Regions from separate parts of the Homo sapiens genome. Here region 1 is linked to region 2. Evidence: chromatin loops called from intact Hi-C (ENCODE). Cell type or tissue: IMR-90. All regions are shown on one strand. Links, peaks and the distances in the headings refer to the core of each region. The heading gives the core; the rest is flanking DNA.

Evidence for each region. Hi-C counts contacts between places; a loop is a spot of excess contacts. Peaks named below come from ENCODE experiments on the same cell type or tissue, not always from the same donor. Only the 100,000 strongest peaks of a DNase experiment are listed, where the experiment ranks them.
Region 1: a loop joins it to region 2, with 2.0 times the contacts of the local background. A loop is called at or near these places in 4 of 110 quality-filtered maps.

Annotation. Positions count from the first base shown.
Region 1 is chr2:69,097,484-69,102,867 of GRCh38, reverse strand. ANTXR1 (ANTXR cell adhesion molecule 1) reads right to left here. Exons shown (of 18, transcript NM_032208.3): 10 at 1-26. Among named protein-coding and RNA genes, the nearest start is that of MIR3126, 3.5 kb to the left of the region's middle. In IMR-90, for the core only: a CTCF peak has its summit at 3,279; a DNase peak (open chromatin) is centred at 3,087; H3K27ac peaks cover 440 bases.
Region 2 is chr2:69,147,707-69,153,090 of GRCh38, reverse strand. It overlaps ANTXR1 (ANTXR cell adhesion molecule 1), which reads right to left. Exons shown (of 18, transcript NM_032208.3): 13 at 827-922. Among named protein-coding and RNA genes, the nearest start is that of MIR3126, 47 kb to the right of the region's middle. In IMR-90, for the core only: a CTCF peak has its summit at 3,043; a DNase peak (open chromatin) is centred at 3,340; H3K27ac peaks cover 175 bases.

The DNA of each region.
Region 1 (5,384 bases), core at 289-5,288, 50 kb after region 2:
TCCTCTCACGACAACTTGAAATGACTCTGAAATAAAGAATAATGACGAGACTCGTTACTTGGCCAATAACCTTAAGCTTCGCATCTGCCCTGATTTAGAGCATTTGTTCACTATTTCACCAGGCTTAAAATATTCAAAAATTAATTTAGGTTGAACACCAAAAGCAACCAGGTGGGTTCCTTTCACTACTTACCAGTGCATCCTCACTAGGTGTCCCAAGAAGGGCCTATCACTTCTTATTTGAATTCCCACCCTTTTACCTTTGGGCTTACTGGTCCTCCTAACGCAGAACACCTTCCTCCCTCCTCTCTGTCCATTCAAATCTTAGCCAGTTTTCAAATCCAGGCAGTTTGAAAATCTGTGATCTCAGTAGCCGGAGGGAGCCACAGGGGAGGGGTCCTCCACTTCCTCTTTAATCAACTCACCTCCTCTGTGTCTGTTTTGCACATTGTACTCCCCTGAAAGGATTTCTTAAGAGCCCACGGTGCCTACATTTTAGAAAGTCACTGCCTTAGGGCATTCACAGCTAGTCCTGAACAATGTAGGACTGTCATTATGTATGGTCTGGTGGTGTTCTCTTGTCTTTTCTTCCCCAGCTGGAGAAACATTCCTTTAGGTCAGGAGTTGTTTGATACCACTATGGCATTCCTATCTCTACTGGGCACACAGTAACAGTACATAGGCTAGGTAGGAATAATTGTACTTAGGAATGAATCAAAGTCTTTCTTAGCAGTGGTCAGTTGCCAAGCACTACCTACTTGAATTGATATCAGCCCCTCAGTGTAGTACTCATTTGTCTCTGCATAGAAGAGATCATATATCTTGCCTGGCCTGCATATTAATTTCTCATTGGCATAATGTATGTTTGATTAATGCACATGAATAAAATCGTTATTAAGTAAAAACAACTCTCCTTTACCATACTCCTACCATGGAAAAAACCCAATAATTAGTTGGCTAAATGTTTGGGAATATTTGCTTAAGTTTGTTGGTATCTAATGGTCAGTGTTCCACTTTATTTCACTTTTATCATCCTTTTGTATCTAAAAATTGGGGCTCGGGATAATGCTATGTGGCATATCACAAGAGAAATAGACTGAAGGTCAGAGGAAAAAATGCAATGTTTGTGAATATGGATCTTACACAGTACATTGCCATCTAAATGTAGACTTGTTGTTGGAGGAATAATGAAATTAGAGAATTAGTATATGGGACTCTCGAAGCTTAATAAATGTCATGAGTATATGCCACCTTCAGTCCCAGGAAACTAATTTAGAGGCCATGTTTGCCAAGACAATAATAACTAATGCTAATTGCTCCCTCAATGTGAGCCAGGCCCTCTGTGAAATATTGTACATGTCTGATGTCATTTAAACCTCACCACAGCCTGGGGAGGTACAGATGAGACAACTGATCTTAGTGAAGTTAAGTAATGTGTCCAAGATCACACAGCTGGTAACTTGTCAGAATCAGAACTGGAATCGAGGTCTGTTAGGCACCAAATGCCATGCCCTTAGAACTCAGCCATTAGCTTCTGAACCACCATGCGAAAAGGGGGACTCACTGCCTTCTGACAGATGAGTCATTTAGGAGTTGAAGTTGTGATTTTTTTTAAAGCTTATTTTATTTTAATTTTAGGCAGGTTTGCTCATTTTGCAGAAAAGTGGAACAGGCCTGGATGTGAAGCAAGAAACTGAAATTTAAGTAAAAGAATACAGAGACACTACATGTGCCACAAGGAGTATAAGTTAGAAAAGAATGCTTTTTAGAAGTATAAGAGGCCTTCACAATAAGGAAATGGAGACTGTGACATTTTGAATGACTTGCTCAGAGTCATGTCATTAGTAAAGCAGAAAAACTGGGACTCATATCCAAAAGCTAAGGTGACGGGCCTATGGTTTTTTCAGGAGCATAAGTCCTATGACTATGAAGGATTTATACATACACGTTGATGCAAATGCACAATTGCTACGTTTAGAAAGATGGGCTTAGTAGTTTTCTCTAGATGTCTGTCAGGCATCTGACAGATTCCTTGGTTGGCTCAATAAGCAATTTAGTACGTGTCAAGCACTTGTAGAAGAATCTTATCTTCTCTTATTTGCTCAGTTAAGCCTATAGAAACCTATTTCTGTGTCCATTTTGAATGCCAGACATACAGACATCTGTTGTTTGATGTTTTTGCTGATTCCAAATGTTTTCTGCCTCACTTCTGTGCCTACTTCTCTTGTTTCCTCAAAGATCAGCAGAGGAAGAGAAGACTGTGGAAATGCAGGCCACATGCCAAACTCTATTCTCTAACACCATGTTCTAACATTACCAGTTGAGTTGCTAAATCCTCTATAAAAGAGGCTGCCTGCATGTCTGCTTGGCCCCACCTCAGGGAGTTTAGGAAGAAAGACAGCAGGAATCCATGATGTGGCAATGGTGGAAACCAAACAATTTAACCCCCTAGGCCAGGGGGAGACGGTGGAGGAAATGATGCTCTGGGGAGTGCACCAGGGCAGAGGCGAGCTCCCATCCTGCCTGATAGGGTTTCTGTGTTAGTGCACACATTTGGTTACCAGAAGAGCTCAAACATCTGGCCCAGCAGCCTGACTAGAATGTCAGCTCTTCACACATAGACGTTATGTAACAAAACCCTTTCGAATGAATCTGCCAGTAAGTGAAAACCAGGACACATTAGAACCAGGACATAGTGATTTAACTCCACTAATCTACAAAGCCCTGAACCCACCTTTCAAAATATGTACAGCTGTGTTTTTAGGCAACTTGTATGTTGGCTTACAGCTCCTATAAGAAGTACCTCAAGATTGCAGGGCTTTAGGGAGGAATTTTCCACCTGAAAATGGTCTTTGATTTAATCTTTTAAGTTATCTATCCTTTAAGGTTTCCTTAAGATCTATATTCTTTTGTCACTGTTATTCCCAATTACATTGAAAGCTTCCTGATGGCAGAGGCCAAGATTTCTATTTCTTCTGAATGCTGGGTTGTGCCTTAACCCAGGACTGAGTCAGTCTCAGGATGAGCTCATTGAGTGATTGAATAAATAACATATCTTGGCATAGAAAGAGAATAAAGGGGAAGGATAGGGTGATCATTTATTCAGGTCCCAACCAGGTCTAATCCTGTTTATTTTCTGAGGCTTAATAAGGTCCATGAATGAAAAGATGTTCAACATCATTAGTCACATGGAAGTACAAACCATAACCATATGGAGATATCACTTCATACTCACTATGATTGCTGAAGAGAAAGAGATGGACAATGGCATCTGCTGGTGAAGAAATTATAACCCACATACATTTCTGGTGGAAATGTAAAATGCTGTGGCCTCTTTGAAAAATAGTTTAGCAGTTCTTCTACAAAGTTAAACACAGTTACCTTATGACCCCCAAATTCCATTCCTAGACATATACCCAAGAGAATTGAAAGTTATATCCACACAAAAACTTACATATTAACGGTCACAGTGGCATTATTAAAAGCAGCCAAAAAATGGAAATAACCTAAATGTTCATCAACTGATAAGTATGGTATTTCTATACAATGGAATATTATTGAGCCATCAAAAGAAATCAAATTCTCATACATGCTATGACATGGATGAACCTTGAAAACATTATGCTAAATAAAAGAAGCAAGACACAAAAGCCACATATTGCATGACTCCCTTTATAAGGTATGTCCAGATTCGCAGATCTACAGAGACAGAAAGTAGATTGGTGGCTGCCAGGACTGGAGGGAGGGAGAAATGGGGGAATAACTGCTTAATGGGTATAGGGTTTCTTCTTGGAGTGATGAAAATATTCTGGAATTAGATAGTTATTATAGTTGTACAACTTTGTGATACATTAAAAACCACTGAATTGTACTTTATTTATTTAGACGCAGTCTCACTCTATCACCTAGGCTGGAGTGCAGTGACGTGATCTTGGCTCACTGCAACCTCCGCCTCCTAAGTTAAAGCTATTCTCCTGCCTCAGCCTCCGGAGTAGCTGGGATTATAGGCATGTGCCAGTACACCGGGCTAATTTTTGTATTTTTAGTAGACACGGGGTTTCACCCTGTTGGCCAGGCTGGTTTCAAACTCCTGACCTCAAGTGATCCACCTGCCTCAGACTCCCAAAATGCTGGGATTACAGGTGTGAGCCACCACGCCTGGCCTGAATTGTACCTTTTAAAAGGGTGATTTTTATAGCATGTAAAATATAGCTCAATTTAAAAAAAGAAAAAATAAGGTCAGTAAGTAGTTCGATAGATTTATTCCATTCTGTTCTCTCCTTTTATTTCTTTGGTTTCCTTTTTTCTTTTTGGAAATGTGGAACACATAGCTTTGAGATGACCTCAATAAAGATTGCATGTCATTCACTGTGTCTGAAAATGAGACATCTGTATATTCTCCACTTGTTCTGGTCACCCAAGATTTTTGTGCCAAATTATTGTCAGTGATATTTCATCTTGTGAGTCAGTTTGAATTTGCTCTCCTCTTAGATGCTTAATGTGGTATGGAACATCAAAAATAAAATGTAGGGACTGACATATAATGGGTGCTTTCTGAGGCCTGAATTGTTCTAGAACTTTTTTCAGTTATAGCTTTTAATTTATAACAACTTGAGTGAGGCATAATTGATATACAATAACTTGCACATAAAGTGTATGATTTGATAAATTTTGACATATGTACACAATCATAATACCACAGTCAAGACAGTGAGCGTAGCTGTCACCCCCAGAACTTCCCTAGTGTTGCTTTGTAATCTCTCCTCCCAGCCCTCCCTACCTCCACTCCCACACAACCACTGGTCTGCTCTCTGGAACTGTATATTAGTTTGCATTTTCTGGAATTTTATGTAAATAGGATCATGCAGTAAGTAATTTTCTTGTCTGGCTTCTTTTACTCAGCATAATTATTTTAGGACACAGTCACAATTATGTTGAGATTTATACATAGTTTATTGCTTTTTATTGCTGAGTATTAATTAGTGCATTCTACAGGTAAACTGTAATTTGTTTATCCACCTACCTGTGGATGAACATTTTAGTTGTTTTTGGCTATTAAAAATGGAGCTGCTATGAACATTTGTACACAAGCCTTTCTTTGTTTGGACATAGATTTCCTTTTCTCTTAGGTAAAACCTCGGAGTGGAATGGCTGGGCCATATGGTAGGTGTATATTTAATTTTGTAAGAAACTACCAAAACTCTTCCAAAGTGTTGTGCTGTTTTGTATTTGTAAATGAGAGTCCTTCCTCCACATAGAAATGTCTTTAAATGAAAGGAAAGATTGAGCAGAGAATGAAGCAATCCATTTAGAAGAGGTGGCCAAAGGTCAGAAATGAATGCTTCGAAAAACAATGAAAAGTGAGAGGAATACACCACTATCTG
Region 2 (5,384 bases), core at 147-5,146:
ACACTGATTTGTTGAAAGGCAGGGCACAGGCTAGAAATAGACATGTCACAGGGAATGTTTTTTTTTCTTTATTTGGCTATTACTTTGTTTGGACTTCTCCCAGTCTAAGGGCCAGGGAACAGAAATTGACAGCCAGACATTTACCATTTGGGATTATCGTCAGGGTGGATTATTCCAGGCCCTAAGCTATTCTGGGGAGACATTGTCATGTGATGACTCCATATGACACTGATGGGGAGGAGGCAGGTTTTTATTGATCTTGTAGCCAAAGTGCTTAGCCCAGTGCTGGTCACACAGTAGGTGTGTCCTATAAAAGTTGCCAAAATCAATGAATAAAGGTAAATGCCATTCTTCATTGTTGAAAATAAAGAGGTCAGGCCAGAGACACTTTCTCAGATAGGTAGACTAGTTACTAAGACCAGGGTGGCCTTAGAAGAGTATAGGTTGGGCAACTCAACAAATGTGTATGTGTGTATGTGTGTGTACCGTACACAGAGGCATATATGTTCATTACATGTCGAATAACACTCATCATTTGTGTTGTCCTGTGGATCTTCCCTAAGCACCAGAACTAAAGCGGCCACCCCAGTTGCCCCACCCAAGGGGCACGGCCATTGGCAATCTCACACCCTAACTCATACTGACTGCTGGTGACTCATGGTTCCATTGATCAATGTCAGTTCACATCAATTTTGTATAAATTGTATAAAAAATGCAAGATTTGTCTCCCATCTTTAGTTTTTTAAAAATCCCTTTCTCTCTACTCATGGTCTGTGAACTTTATGTCACCCTTCACCTTGCATGGCCTGAGGTTTGGGGCACTTACCACAGTGCAGCAGAGGGGCCAGAACCACCAGAGGAGAGCCAGGGCTAGGAGCAGGAACAGGATCAGCAGGGCGATGGCCAGGATGGAACCGTCAGACTGCAGGGCCAAGAGAGAGGCGGTCAGCAGCGGGATGGGACCATGTGTGATCTTCCCTCCCCAAACTCCCATCACTGATATGCAGATTTAAGGCTCAGAGAGCAGCACAGTTTGCCAAGCAAATGGTTGAAACTCTGCCCATCATTCTGGGGCTCATGGCCCTGCAACACACTCTGTTTAGCCAATTTTCAAGGGAAATGAATTTATCTTTTCAGAGAGGCCCTGTTCTTCCCTTTGAGGAACATTTTGAAAGACCAACTGCATAAGAGACAGAGCAGGCATGAACATGGACTTCCACTGCTCATCTGGCCCCCTGGAACACCATCCCCTGCCTGGTGACAGCCTCCTCACTGGGTCTGATGTCCCAGTCTCTGCCTGGGCTGACTCAGGACCATTGTACTCTGAATTCAGCCTGCTCCCCTGAACCCATTCACACAGGTGCATGTAACAGATTCATAAAGCTGTGGATGGAAAGTCTAGAGCCTGCTGATGGGATGCCTTGTAGGGTCTGTGAATCCAGGGGGTGGGGGCAGAGCAACGGCTGCTGAACCTGGGAGGCGAGGGGCTACAGTCAGATCAAGTGGCTACATGGGAATGAGGGAGGGAGGAAGGCACTGAAGACCAGTTTTACCCACCTAAAAATGTGGCGAGGCCAGTCCTAGACACAGTTTCTGTGGACTGCGATGTCTAACTTTTAGCAAACAGAGACCCCACTTGGTGTCAACATTCTGAGTTGCTGGTTCAAGGAAGCTGCTTAGGAACACGGGTCTAAGTCCCCTCCACCCTGCCTCCCTACAGCTACTGGGAGTGCAAATCAGCAAATCTTTCTAGGAGAGAGGGGGCAAATTGTGATAGGTATCAAAAGCTTCCTTCTGCATAGAACTGGCTATTCCACTTTTAGTCTAAGAAAATAATCACCACTGCACTCCAGCCTGGGCGACAGAGCGAGACTCCGTCTCAAAAAAAAAAAAAAAAAAAAAAAGAAAATAATCAGATATGTTTGTACAGATAATAATAATAATAATAATGAAAACATAAATGGTTAACAATTGGGGAAAGTTAAATAATGCATTACAGAATTACTACGCAATCGGTTACTATGTAGACATTACATTGTCAAATAATTTTATTTATTCATATTTTTTGTGACAGGGTCTCACTCTGTCACTTGGGTTGGAGTGTAGTGGTGTGATCATAGCTCACTGCAGCCTTGAACTCCTGGGCTCAAGGCATCCACCCATCTCAGCCTCCTGGGTAGCTGAGACTGCAGGTGCATGTGACCATGCCTGGCTAATTATTTTTTTTTGTTTTTTGTAGAGATGGAGTCTCACTTTGTTGTCCAGGCTTGTCTTGAACTCCTGGGCTCATGTGATTCTTCTGCCTTGGCCTCCCACTCTGCTGGGACTATAGGTGTGAGCCATTCTGCCCAGCCATATTGTCAAATAATATTTAAATGATATTTAAATAAGATGACAAAACACTCCTGGTATAATGGATTTATGTATATGTATGTCAAGAGTGAGAGAGACATAAAGACTGTCTGATATTTACTAAATTTTTAAATTTATATTTACTAAATTATTAATAGTAATTTTACTGGTAGTGGTTTTATAGTAATTTTCCTTTTAAAATCTATTTTCTTTCTTTCATAGTGAGAAAATAAACTACTGAAGTTTCCTTTAAAAAAATCTGTATCTGGGGGCTTCCCACTTTGGTGTTAGAGCTCACTGGGCCCAGGGATTCTTATCCAGGGGCAGGGGATCTATGGGGTACCCAGGTGGGCTCAATGGATGGACACTGTGACCCTCCTGAAATGACACCTGTGATGTTTAGTGCAAGTGTCTTCAGGGGAGACTGTTCACAGCACTATCAGATTCTCAAAGCTGCTCCCTCTTCTCCATTACAGGGAAGGGAGGCTGGGTGGTCTGTTCAGGGTAACACAGCAGGTGAATAGCAGAGCTGGGATGTGGCTCACTCCCACTCTGAGTGCTCAGCAGGGGCTGCTGGAAGCTGTTTAAAGGCAGCTCTTACTTGCTGAAACTCCCTGGAATGTCTCTGACCAAAAAGCCAGGGAACTAAACACCTCTGGTCCCTAGCCAGAGCTTGGGAATGCCAGACTGCCCCCAGGGGAGCTGCAGCCTCACAAGTGCCGGTGCAGGGCTGGGCAGCCCAGGGGTAGTTGGGGGAGGGAAGAGAGCACAGGGGCCAGACGATGGACATGCCATGGCCGACGGGATGCTCTGGGCTGCAACATTTATACATGGGTGATGGCAGAGAGCGATGGGCTCAGTAGTGACAGAATGAAATTACATGTTTTCTCCAAACTTAGGGCTGGCCAAGGACAACCCTCTTAATCTCTCAGTCTCTACAGCCCACATTCATAACAGGAAGATAATAAACCTCACTTGCCTCACTGCATTGACGTGGGGATAAAATGATGTAAGCTATCTTGTCAAACACTGAGCTGGAACTCGCTCTCCCTCTAGTTCTCCAGGGTAAAAAACATGGTGAGCATTTCAGATCATAAATCTATGTGCATTTGGAATAATAAGTGGTTCTGGTCAGTAAGAGGCTTACAAAACAGCAGTACTTCAATAAAGTCTACAGACTACGTTTATTCACATTATACACAATTTCCCCTCTCCCTGGTTTTATTTTTTCACTTTAGGTAGATGAACTAAAGCAGAAGGGCTGATATATTTTGGGGGAATTTTTTTACTTCCTTCTAGAGGAAGGTTTTCCGTGAAGTAGCGAGAATGAAGGACTTGGTGCAGAATGGGAGAGAGGGGGCTTCCATACTGGGAGATTTCCTGGCTTTGGATAAAGTGATAGCTGGCTTTTCTCCAGCCAAGCTTGGTGCCCCTAATGAGGAACAAACTGTCCCCCTAATGAGGCCCAGTTCCCTCTGGCTGTGGTGGAGGACAGCCGGGGGGCTCAGGAAGGGGAGAGGTGCAGGAAAGGGGGTCCTGGTGGGTGGAAATGCACAGGGGCAGACACTTCTTGAGGAACTTTATCCTCCTCTGAAGACTGCTCTGGGATAAAGCCCCCGAATGCACTGTCTGTTTTTTGAGATCTTCCAGAAGCCCCTGGATATCCAGTTTAAAAGAATGAAGGGCATGAGTTTTTGATAAACTTAGAGCTAAAGCTGATGTTTTAGAAGGAGATAACGTGTACGTGCAACCTCAGAGGTTCATTCATTTATTCATTCAGCAAACGTTTATTGAGGGTCTATTATTTCCCCATTGAGCAGAACCAGGAAATACAGGATTGATTGGCTAGTCAAGATGCTTGTGTTCTGCTGGCTGATGGGGCTTGGGCATTCGTATAAACAATTAACCACATGCAGTGGTCAACGTGTTACTCAACAGCTGTATATCCTGTACCTTTTGTGTCAGGTAGTGAACAAAATAGGCAGTCTTTATTCTTAAAGAGCTTACATTTTGGTGGAATAAGAATAATGACAATGATGGTAATAACATTGTTGTTAGCACAGCGGACATTCACTGAGCATTTACTGTGTGCCAAGCAGTGTTCTATGTACTAACATGCTTTCCTTACGCTAACTCATTTAATTCTCATTAACAATCTTGTGAATTCAATAATATTCTCTTTCTCATCTCACTAAAAATACCAAGGCAAGGAGAGATGGACAAACTTGCTGACAGCCACGTGGAGAAGCCAGAATTTAAACGTGGGCAGTTTGGTTCCATAGCTCCCAGCAGACCAGCGGGCTATTGTTCTCAGCAAGTAGCCAAGTGCTGAAGAGCCGAGTGTCTGGGAACTAGCACTTCACCGAGGAGGTGACACTCTGCAGAGCAGGGCCAAGGAGGTGTCAGCATTCCCGCACAAAAAGGCAAGCACAAGTCCCTGGGGTAGGGCAGGGGCAGTGGAGGTCCACATGCTGGGAGCACAGCATGAGTGCGGGTGGAAAGGAGGTGGGGTCCCCACTGTGGGAGGACACACAAGCCAGGCTGAGGAGTGTGGCTTCTATCCTGAGCCCAGGGGAACCCTTAGTGGCTTTAACCCAGTGACACTGGGGCATCGTGATCAGATTTGCTTCTTGGAAAGCAAATGCTGTTGACACTGGAGAGTATGGACTGGAGGAGGGAAAGATTCAGAATAGAAGACCCAGGTGGAGGACAGCTGCAATTCTGCCCAATTCTTCTGGGCAGTGTCATTTCCCGAGGTCACTCTTGAAACGCCTGCATTTTTACGGCTGTGTCCAATGCTAACTTACTTAACAACAGCTAACCACCGTGCTCAGTGCTATCTATGCATTCTCTCATTTAATTCAGTGAGCCTCGGTAAAACAGCCTTGTAGGAACTGTTACCCCCTTTTGCAGGTAAGGAAAACTGAGACTCAGTGAAGATATGTAACTCACTCAAGACCTCCACATACCACCCACAGACATATTTATTTTTATATGTTCACAATGTTAATGTTACAAAACTGGGATTTGAA